Regions from separate parts of the Homo sapiens genome. Here region 2 is linked to region 1. Evidence: read pairs that join two places in POLR2A ChIA-PET (ENCODE). Cell type or tissue: Panc1. All regions are shown on one strand. Each heading gives the region's core, and the rest is flanking DNA. Links, peaks and the distances in the headings are about the cores only.

Region 1 (5,382 bases), core at 245-5,244:
CTGCTTCCCTCTCCTGGGGCTCTCTGCCTAAGAGGCTGCACAGAAACCAAGCCTGGTGCCAAATCTTAATCCCTTTGCAGAATCTCACGTGGAGCTGCCTCACCTCTTCCATTCCTGCAAAGTCTCTTCCTGCTGCACTTCCTTCTGAAACCATTAATCACCACGACCCACTGAATGAAGCCCAATCTCAAATCACAGTGAAAAATCCTGCAACGTGCAGGGTGATGAGTGTTTACATTAGCTGAAATGAAATGATGTAATACCCAGAATCGAGGGAGGGCTGCGATCCAGAGTCAGGGCATTGCAAAAACCTCTGTGAAACATAACTTTTCTACATTACAAAAAAATGTCCTTGCGTTTTAGTAATCTGGCTTCTGTAAATTTAGGATTACTTGGATTTTTCTGATCTCATCAATTTGTTTTCCAAATAGAAATTCAGAACTTCCCAATTACTCACTGTTTTAGTCAAGTTTAAAAAAAAGGGTAGCAAATAGAACCCAAAGTGTATACATGTGCAAAGAACCCAGTATCAAGGGAATAATAATAGAAGGCAGCCATCCAGGTATGTGGGCACCTGCCATGCTGCAGAATAGCAGAGCCTCCCAAGGGTCTAAGTGCCTTCAAAGTAAAGACAACTCCTAAGAAAGACAGTATTTGTTTAAGCCAGTGGCCAATTTTTCTTCCTATAACTGATGATGAACAAGAAAACCCAGGAGTTCCTAGCCCTATTATTGATGGGCAACTGCTATTGATTACTTTAGGATCTTGTGGTCCATGGTTGGGGTGAAACAGGAGATGTGAGAGGTCATGTTTGTGAAGGGAGGGGTAAAAGTCTGTCAACAGCACCTGCTTGGAAGAGAGACCTGGTAAGGCTTCATTGCAGATTAGAGGTTAGCTTGAGACTAGTGGAGATGCCAGAGGCAGAATATTTGGTTTGGATGTATTACTGATCATAATAGTAAATTTTAAGAAGTGTTTATCCTGTGCCAGGCAATGTGTAAGCACTTTCATGCATTATCTCATTTAACCTTCACAACAACCCTATAGGGTGGATTCCATTATTGTTCCTATGCTACAGGTGAAGAAGGTGAAGCTCAGAGAGATCAAGTAGTGGTAAGCTATTAGGTAATGGTACCAGGTTTGTCAGCATGCTTCCTAACCACCAGTTTGTATTGCTTATGCCAGCTTTGTGAGCTACACAACCACAGCAGCATGCTCAACACCCTGCAGAGGGACAAAGTGTTGCTGCAAAAGGGTGTGCAAAGCATGTGCTGTGGCTCCCCAAGTGCATATCCTAAATTCTTGGCTACCATTGTCCAGAAGTGCCAGTATCCGAGCTCCTGGCCTAAATGCAAGGCCCTTGCAAGGAAGGTGGCACCTCCAAATGTAGGGGTAAGTATCAAACGTCACATGAAAAGAGCTCTGGCCTGGCCCAGTTCTGTCATGAACCAATGACTTTAGTCAGTCCACTTCCCTTTTTGAATCTCATTAATATTAGGAGGTTGGGGACAGGCATGGTGGCTCATGCCTGTAATCCCAACACTTTGGGAGGACGAAGTGGGAGGATGGCTTGAGGTCAGGAGTTCAAGGCCTTCCTGGGCAACATGGTAAGACCCCTCCCCCACCACCTCTACAAACATTAAAATTAGCTGGGCATGGTGGTGTGCGCCTGTAGTCTCCGCTACTTGACAGGCTGAGGTAGGAGGATAACTTGAGCCCAGGAGTTTGAGGTTACAGCTGTGATCACACCACTGCACTCCAGCCTGGATGTCAGAGCAAGACCCTCTCTCTACAAAAGAAAAAGAAAATTAGGAGGTTGGACTTAGATGGGCTCTAGGGTTCCTTGCAGAATACATTTTCTATGATAAATGATTTTTCTTTTTTTTTTTTTTTTTTTTTGAGACAGGGTCTCGCTCTGTCATCCAAGCTGGAGTGCAGTGGCGTGATCACAGCTCACTGCAGCCTCGATCTCCCAGGCTCAAGTGATTTTCCCACCTCAGCCTCCTGAGTAGCTAGGACCACAGGTGCAAGCCACCACACCTGGCTAATTTTTTAAAAAACTTTATAGCAACAGGGTCTCACTATGTTTCCCAGGCTGGTCTCGAACTCCTGGGCTCAAGTAATCCTCATGCCTTGGCCTCCCAAAGGGCTGGGATTACAGGCATGAGCCACTGTGTTTGGCCAGCAAATGATTTTAAATAATGTGACTTCTGGGTGAGTTATTTTTTTTTAATCAGAATTTATGCATCCAAACAAGAATTCGCTCCAATATTACAAGAATACTAATCACCTCCATTTAGGCACTGTGCTTAGGGCACTATGTGAATATTCCACTTGTCCTTATAATAGCCCCAGTAAGGCAAGTATTATTATCTCTATTCCACAGATGAGGAAATGAAGGATCTGAGGGAATGAATGATTTGCATAGGGCCACACAGCTGGTCAAGGGGACAAATAGGGACTGGAGGCAGACCTGTGAGATTCCAGAGCCCACTGGGCTGCCCATCATTCCAACAGTGCTCCTGTTACTCAGAGCAATCCTGAGACACCTCTTGGATTCCTTTCAATTCAACCCATACATTCAATTATAATAAATACACATTTTGAACATGTGCTCCGTGCTGGGCACTGCAGAGAGTGTAGACATATGGGCCTATCCTCCAAGACCCCCACCCTAGTGGGGAAAACACAGGCAGAAGGAGGTAATTCAGCTGCAAGAGAGATTGGACAGTGTTACAACAGAGATATAAAGGACAATGGGAGCTTAGGCAAGTGAGAAATTGCTTCAAAATTATCCAAATTACTGCTAATATGCTCAGTGGTCATAAATATCCATCTTTAAAGGGTGGATGTAATTTTGGCTTACAAGCAAATCAGAGCCAAGACTAGAAAATAAAATGGGTCGTCAAGCTGGGCAATACCATTTTTGGTCACAAGCTGGGTGTGGCCGTAAAATAAAAGTGAGATAGATTTTACTGTGTGACCCAAATCAGTTCTAAAGGCAATTCCTAAAGGGCAGCTCCAAAAATGTTTTGAGCAATGATACCATCTCCAGATTAAAGAGCTACCCAAAGAGATTCCAAAAGACAAAGCTTCCCCAGCACAGCACTTAACCACACCAGAAGTCACTGCCTGCAGAATAATCACATGCCTGCCTGCTCACTGTGAGCTCCCAATCAGCAGGTCCCCAACGAGCTTGCTTGCTGCCATGCCCCCAGGATCTGGCATTGTACTGGGCACAGGGGATGGCTCAACAAATATTTGTTGACTGAGAGATATTTTGAACATGCAAATTCTCGATTATTTGTTTTTTAAAATTGTATTATTATTTGGCCACATCTAGACATCTGCATATTGACTGTGGGCACATTGCCAGTTGAGCACAATGGCCAAATGAAGACTATACTTACCCAGTCTGTCTTCCAGGCCAGGCCCTGGATGATCAGCCTGCTCGTGACAGGCTACTACAGTTTCCCATCCTGCCCCTGCTAGTGGCCGTTCTGGCATTCAGTGCTAAGAGAAGTAAGTGCAGAGCACTGAATATTCCATGGGAACTATTTAGGACTCATGGTCAGATGGGCTGACTAGTTCCCCCTTTAGTGCCAGCCCTGGAAGTCAGGCAACCGCTGGGGAATGTTTCTACAAACTCATCAGGTGTAGGCAGGGTGCCTCAATGGACATGTGGAACACCCTGCAGCCCAGCTGGCCTCCTAACAGTCCTGTCTGCAGGAACTCGGGATGACTCCTCCAAGCACAGCTCTACCCCCAAACACATTCCAAAATATGGACTGCCTCTGAGACGCCACAGATTCCTCAAGTCAGTACCGGAGTTCAGAGTAGATCTCAGGATAGTCAGAAGCCAGAGAGGGTTTTCCTGCCTTCTGTGGTCATCAATTCTCCCCTCCTCCTCCTTGTCTTTTTCTTGGTTGTTTGACTTTGGTTAGCTTACTAATTAGCCACATAAACAAGCCAGTACCAGATGGGGCAAAGCCTCTCTACCACTAGGACCCCCAAAGCCAAAGAATTTTGCAGGGTCTAATGTCCCCCCAAATCCTGCCTGTCCTCATGTTTAAATAAATACAATAATAGTACCCCCAAACACAAGATTGTTGAATGAGAAAATATACATAAACTACTTAGAACAGTGACTGGTCCAGAGTAGGTCCTTTATACATTTTATTTGTTATTGTTGTTGTAATTTCATACTCACTAGGGGCAGAGAAGGAGCCAGCTGACAGTGAGGAGGGGTATTCATTCATTTCTGCATTTATTTACTATGTCATTCTGCATGGGTGATTTTTCCTGTTTAATGCCACAAATGGATTTGATGTGGCTTCTCCATTAAAGTACATAAAATTAAACAGCAACATACAGTTTTAAGATAGATTTTGAGACCTGACTTGTTTGAAGGAAGCCGCAATTGCTGGTCACTGCATTTAGCTCTGAGATTCTTGGCAAATGAAACAATAACAGAAATACCCTGAGGTGTATCATTGGCATTGTCCAATCAGAAACAGTGTGAAGATTTAAGCAGCAAGAGAAATTTTTCCCTGGCTCCAAATTTTAAGAGGAATTTAAAGCTGGGATGTATGGACACCAGACAAGATAAAAGACAAAGCCACCTCTTGACTCACATGAAAGATGCGGAGACATCTTTCCAATGGCCCAGACTTACAAGGGCCCTGAGGGCTCACATTAAACTGTAGCTCAAGACAAGCGTTTATGGTTTCACAGAATGTCGGCACAGGAAGGGCCTCTTAGTCCAGCGCCCTGGTTTTACAGAAGAGGAATAGGTGGCCGGGGATGGGGGCCTGAAGAGGCAGACTAAAGAGGACCAGACTCAGCTTCCAGTCCAGTTCTTCCCTACCCCAAACTCTTGCCCTCTCCCCTCATTTCTTCCACCAACAAAAAGAAGCTTCCCTCAGGCCCTTCCTTAGGGGAAACGGCAAAGCTATGGCAGCCCCTTTCACACTGTGGGAATCCCTTTTCTTTAAACTTGGTCAAAAATAAATTTGAAAAATATTTAAATTTTCAAAGTCCAGACTGGAGAGCTTCCAGGTGGCTTTAGGAGGCTTGGCTGCACAGAGCCATTCTCAGTCTAAACTGCTGGCAGCTACTGCTGGTTGTCGAAGCGCACTCCTTACTCCAAAGTCCAACTTTAAAGGATTGTATGTTTTAGCAGCTACCATTCTTAAAAGCTTTCTAAGCACCCCATGGTGCTAAGTGCCCTATGTGATAGCCTCCTTTAATCCTCCCAATAATACTATGTGGAAGGTTCTATTATTAAGCCAGGACTTGAACCGTGTCCACTGAGTCTGGAGTCCAAGATCTTAACTACAAACTCTCAGTTACCTTTACAGAATGAAAGTCTTTGCTAGGCAA
Region 2 (5,382 bases), core at 159-5,158, 250 kb before region 1:
ATAACATATTTTCGAACACTTATATTTTACGCTTGTGTCTTAATTTGGACTAGCTACATTTTAAGTGCCTAACAGCCACATGTGGCTAGTGGCTACCATTGTTGGGCAGTACAACTTTAGGAATAGAGTTGGAAATAGGACTGATGGCTAGAAGATATAGAAAAGGCAAGTTCTGTTTATCATAAGAAATTACTTTCTAATAACTGGAGCTATTTGGCAATGGTATGCATTTCCTTATATGGTGATACGGTCCTTGTGGTTAAAAATCTTCAGAGAGGCTGGTCAGAGAAGGGATTATTCCTACATTGTGTAGGACTTGCTGTTTTTATTTTTGTTTTTAAATAGAGACAAGCTCTCACCATATTGCCCAGGCTGATCTTGAACTCCTGAGTGAGTCATCCTCCAGCCTTGGCCTCACAAAGTGCTAGGATTACAGGCGTGAGCCACCATGCTCGACCCAGCTATTTGTTTTTTAATAACTAATTCCTTTATTTAAAAAAGTTTAAAAAATAATATATGGTCATTTAAAAAATTTAAATAATGCAAAAGAATATACAATTTAAAATTGCAAGCTCCCCCTCCTATATATGTATGTAGTCTGTCTGCGTGCCATCTGCCACCTTTTTTTTTTTTTTTGGAGACACTGTCTTGCTCTGTTGCTCAGGCTGGGTTGCAGTGACGTAATCTGAGCTGACTACAACCTCCACATCCCAGGTTCAAGCAGTCACCTGCCTCAGCCTCTCGAGTAGCTGAGACTACAGGCATGTGCCATCACACCTGGCTAATTTCTGTATTTTTAGTAAAGATGGGGTTTCCTCATGTTGGCCAGGCTGGTCTCGAACTCCTGACCTTAGGTGATCCATCCGCCTCGGCCTCCCAAAGTGCTGGGATTACAGGCATGAGCCATCGCACCGGGCCTGCCTGCCATCTTTCATGCAAATGGAATCATGCTATGTTTAGTGTCCTGTAACTTGCTTTTTTTTTTTTTTTTGGTTTTGTAAACAGTTACTTTTGGTACCTCTCCCTTATCACATATATATCACTTAATTTTTAAAAAATTTATAGTGCTCCATTTTATAGATATATTGTACTTTATTTGGTCAGTCGCCTATTTGCACTGGGAATACTTGCGCACGTGTGTGTGTGTGTGTGTGTGTGTGTGTGTGTATCTTCATGCATGTGTGTGCATGTAGTGCCAGATCAAAGGGTATGCTCATTTTAAATTTTGATAAATAATTGTCAGATTGCTTCTCCAAAAAGTTGTACCGATATGCATGGAATATGTCACTCATAAGGTCTTTTATTCTTCTAAGATTTACATAGATCAAAGACTTCTTGCTAATATTGAAGAGATGTCCTGACTTTAACCTACTTCAGTGTCTACTATAGTATATGGAGTAACTCTCAAATTTAGCAGCTCATATGATTCTTCTTTAACCCTATTGGGTGGTCTCAGTTATTTCTACAAATAGAGGCCCAGGACAGTGAAGTGAGTTACCTAGGATCACGCAGGTAATTAAGAGCAGAGCCTGAACTAGATACTGGGGTCCAGTATTCTTTCCATTTTATCCTTAAAGCTGTCATAAGGTCCATATTCTTGTAAGTAGCAGAATCTTTCCTTGTCTCTCTTCCCACCACCTGTTTTCTTAGAAGCCGATCCTGCCGGATACCTCCTAAACTTTCCTCAGGAAGTTGTTTGCTTCTAGTAATTTCTTTCTCAGTGCAGAAGGATTTTTGAAATATTTTTGGTTTGTTCAGTGCCTTATATATTTCTACTGAGTTTAGTGTTCAATGGTGTATGAATTGTTGAAGAGGCCAATCTGAATTAATGAAAAGTATCAATAATTGCCATGTCTTTCATAGCTAACATTTCGAAATAAAGAATATTAAAAATACAGTTTTAAAGTCAAGCTTAATTTCTACCAGCTTTATTTCTGCTTTTAGTTCACTGATTAACTGTTTTGTTTGATTCCAGGTTTGCTCACCTTATAAATGTGGAATTTTTTGATGATCTGTTAGTAGTTCTTCATACTCTCATTGAGTCTGGTGTAAGTAATAATAAATTATTTTTTAAAAGATATAAATGGTAATTACTATTTTAAAAATTTTTCAGGTTTATTGAGATATATTTTGTATACAGTAAAACCCCTTTTAGATGTACAGTTTATGAATTTTGACAAAGGCCTATGATCATATGATTACCACCACAGTCAAGATGTAGAACGTTTTCAACCATTGGAGAGTTTTAAGCAGGAGGGTTGTCTGACCTGTTTTCTTTTTTTTTTTTTTAAATTGATGCATAATAGATGTACATGGTTTCAGGGTATATGTGATAATTAAATATATTCATATAATATAGTTTGTAAATATTTTACTTGGGATATCAGTCACCTTAAATATGTGTCTTTATGTGACAACCATTCAAATTCTTCCCTCCTAGCTATTTTGAAATAGATAATAGATTATTGTAAACTATAGTCACCCTGTAAATCTGCCTCATACTAGGTTATCTTAAAGATAACCTTTATAGGTCTTTTTTTTCTTTTTTGAGATAGGGTCTCACTCAGTTGCCCAGGCCGGAGTGCAGTGGTGCAATCACAGCTCACTGCAGCCTTGACCTTCCAGGGCTCAGGTGATCCTCCCACTTTAGCCTTTTGAGTAGCTGGGACTACAGATGTGGGGCACCATACCTGGCTAATTTTTCTATTTTTTTGTAGAAATTTTTTTTTTTTTTTTTTTTGAGAGGGAGTCTTGCTCTGTCACCCAGGCTGGAGTGCAGTGGCGTGATCTCGGCTCACTGCAAGCTCCGCCTCCCGGGTTCACACCATTCTCCTGCCTCAGCCTCCCGAGTAGCTGGGACTACAGGCGCCCACCACCATGCCCGGTTAATTTTTTGTATTTTTAGTAGAGACAGGGTTTCACCGTGTTAGCCAGGATGGTCTTGATCTCCTGACCTCGTGATCTGCCCGCCTCGGCCTCCTGAAGTGCTGGGATTGCAGGCGTGAGCCACCGCGCCCGGCCCTGAGAGATGGGTTTTTGCCATGTTGCCCAAGCTGGTCTTGAACTCCTGGGCTCAAATGATCTGCCTGCCTCAGCCTCCCAAATTGCTGGGATTACAGGCTTGAGTCTTTGCTCCTGGCCTTAAAGTTCTTTTTTAAAGCTATAAATGGCAATTACCATTCTTAATATTCCATCCCCCTCACCCCCCCCTTTTTTTTTTAAAGGACCTAAGCTATCAAGAAAGTCTTCACTGTGTCCAGACTGCTTTTCATATTCTTTCTGGACAAGGTATGATATTTTCTTAATCAAGTTTTGTTTGCCTTACCTTTGAATGCTATAACATACCTAATTGGTGTTTGTTGTCATTTCAAAGGTGATGTTCTGAATATTGATCCATTGAAATTCTACACACATCTCTACAAAACACTGTTCAAATTACATGCAGGTATGTATGTTTAGATAATGTTTCTTTTATATGTATTTATGTTTTAAGAATATGTTATGACCCATCATTGTAGACAAATGAGAAATAGGAACAGGTACATAAAATGGTGACTTTCCAGTGCCATGCATCTGTATTTAATCTTATGTAAGACTTGGAGAAAGAGCTTCTGGAATTGACTGGAGATGCAGTAAGTATAGCCCGCTGTATCTCCTTAGCAGTATAGCACTACCTCATTGATTAGAGAAATGGTTTGGGACAGGTACAAAAGTTTATCTTGGGTTTATCTGAAGTTCAGTCCAGTTGCGTAATGAAAAAGTAATGAGAACAGCTCTGAAGAATATGTCTGCTGTTTTAGGTGCTACCAATGAAGGTGTTGAGATTGTACTCCAGTGCCTTGATGTCATGCTAACTAAGCGCAGAAAGCAAGTTTCTCAGCAGCGAGCTCTTGCCTTCATCAAACGCCTTTGTACCCTTGCTCTTCATGTTCTTCCAAATTCAAGTATTGGCATTTTAGCAACTACCAGAATATTAATGCATGTAAGTAGTGATACAAATGAACAGAGCTAAGTTCTTATAATGCAATGATTTTTTTTGTTTGAGGCATGTCTTTTCCCCCCTTTTATATTATTTCAATTACAGAAGTAATTCACACTTGTAACAAAATCAGGTGACAAAAGAGGTATATAAAATTGAAAAAAAGCATTTTATACCTATTGACACTTCTCAGTGTCATTAGGTGGGTATCCATTTACCATTTGGTGGGTATTTTTCCAGCAGCCTTTTAAAGTTCATATATAAACACATACACATAGAAACAACTCAACTTTGTATTTTAATGGAAAGAGGATTATGCTATATATTCTACCACTTTTTTAACCTTAGCATTTAATCATGGTAAACACATTATAATGTCACTACTCTCTTTATGTAAGGTTTATTTAATTCTTTGCTTAACAAACACCATAGTTCTGACTATGTGCCTTCCAGTTATAAATGCCTTACAAAAATTTAATTTTCATAACTCTGAGGTAGCTACTATTCTTGTTCCTATTGTACATGTGGGAAAACTGAGGTCCAGAGAGGTTAAGTGTCTTGGCTTGAGTAGCAGTGCCAGTCAGTGGTAGAAGTGATATTCAAATGTAGGCAGTCTGGTTTTTCTGCTTCTTTCTATTTCTCTTGATATAGGTTATTTCTTTTTTTGCTATTACAAATGATGCTATAGTGAATATCTTTATGTATTTATCTGATGTAATTATTTCTATCAGATTTCTAAAAGTGTGATTGCAAGGTGAGAAGCATATTTTTTTCTTTTGCAAGATAAAATTAATTTTCAAAGCAAGCAAAGATAAAATTTTTTTTTGCAACTCTTGTTCTTACTATATAAACTTAAATTGTTTTTTATTAAATCTAGGTGTAAAGACTTTATGCAAAGCTCTTATACAACCATAAATTTAAATGCAAATACAACTACAAACCAGTAACACCTCTTATATTAACAATGTTAATTTAACCAATTCTTTTTATGTGACATTTTTGCAGACTTTCCCCAAAACAGATCTACTGCTTGACAGTGAATCTCAGGGAAGTGGAGTTTTCCTTCCTGAACTGGATGAGCCTGAGTACTGCAATGCTCAGAACACTGCTCTGTGGGAACTGCATGCTCTGCGGGTAAGAGTGGCCCTGGTTTTTTTCTTTTTGGGGATGTTTGTGAATAATTGTTTTCCAGTTTTTCTTCAAATAGTTGTTATTGCCAGAGTACTTAATTATATTTTGTTCTGGGGCTGCCTTTTTTAGAATTCCTGTGTTAGTATGCTACATTTTACTTTGCTGTTACTATTCTTTAAGCTGTTGAGGTACATTTTCTAAGGAAGCAGAAAACAGTGTCAGTTCTGTAGGGTGCAGTTGTGGAAGATTTACTGAAACCTTTCCCTTTATTG

What was found. Peaks named below come from ENCODE experiments on the same cell type or tissue, not always from the same donor. Only the 100,000 strongest peaks of a DNase experiment are listed, where the experiment ranks them.
Region 2: POLR2A ChIA-PET joins it to region 1 with 6 read pairs; 3 of 35 experiments call an interaction of 5 or more read pairs at or near these places.

Annotation. Positions count from the first base shown.
Region 1 is chr10:94,083,867-94,089,248 of GRCh38, reverse strand. The region is part of intron 2 of PLCE1 (phospholipase C epsilon 1); the gene reads right to left. PLCE1-AS2 (PLCE1 antisense RNA 2) reads left to right here. Exons shown (of 8, transcript NR_120616.1): 7 at 1,048-1,113. Among named protein-coding and RNA genes, the nearest start is that of PLCE1-AS2, 22 kb to the left of the region's middle. In Panc1, for the core only: no CTCF peak of the experiment used is centred there; no DNase peak of the experiment used is centred there; H3K4me3 peaks cover 551 bases; H3K27ac peaks cover 2,057 bases.
Region 2 is chr10:94,338,339-94,343,720 of GRCh38, reverse strand. It overlaps NOC3L (NOC3 like DNA replication regulator), which reads left to right. Exons shown (of 21, transcript NM_022451.11): 14 at 1,976-2,048; 15 at 3,225-3,288; 16 at 3,374-3,445; 17 at 3,801-3,982; 18 at 4,985-5,113. Among named protein-coding and RNA genes, the nearest start is that of NOC3L, 22 kb to the left of the region's middle. In Panc1, for the core only: no CTCF peak of the experiment used is centred there; no DNase peak of the experiment used is centred there.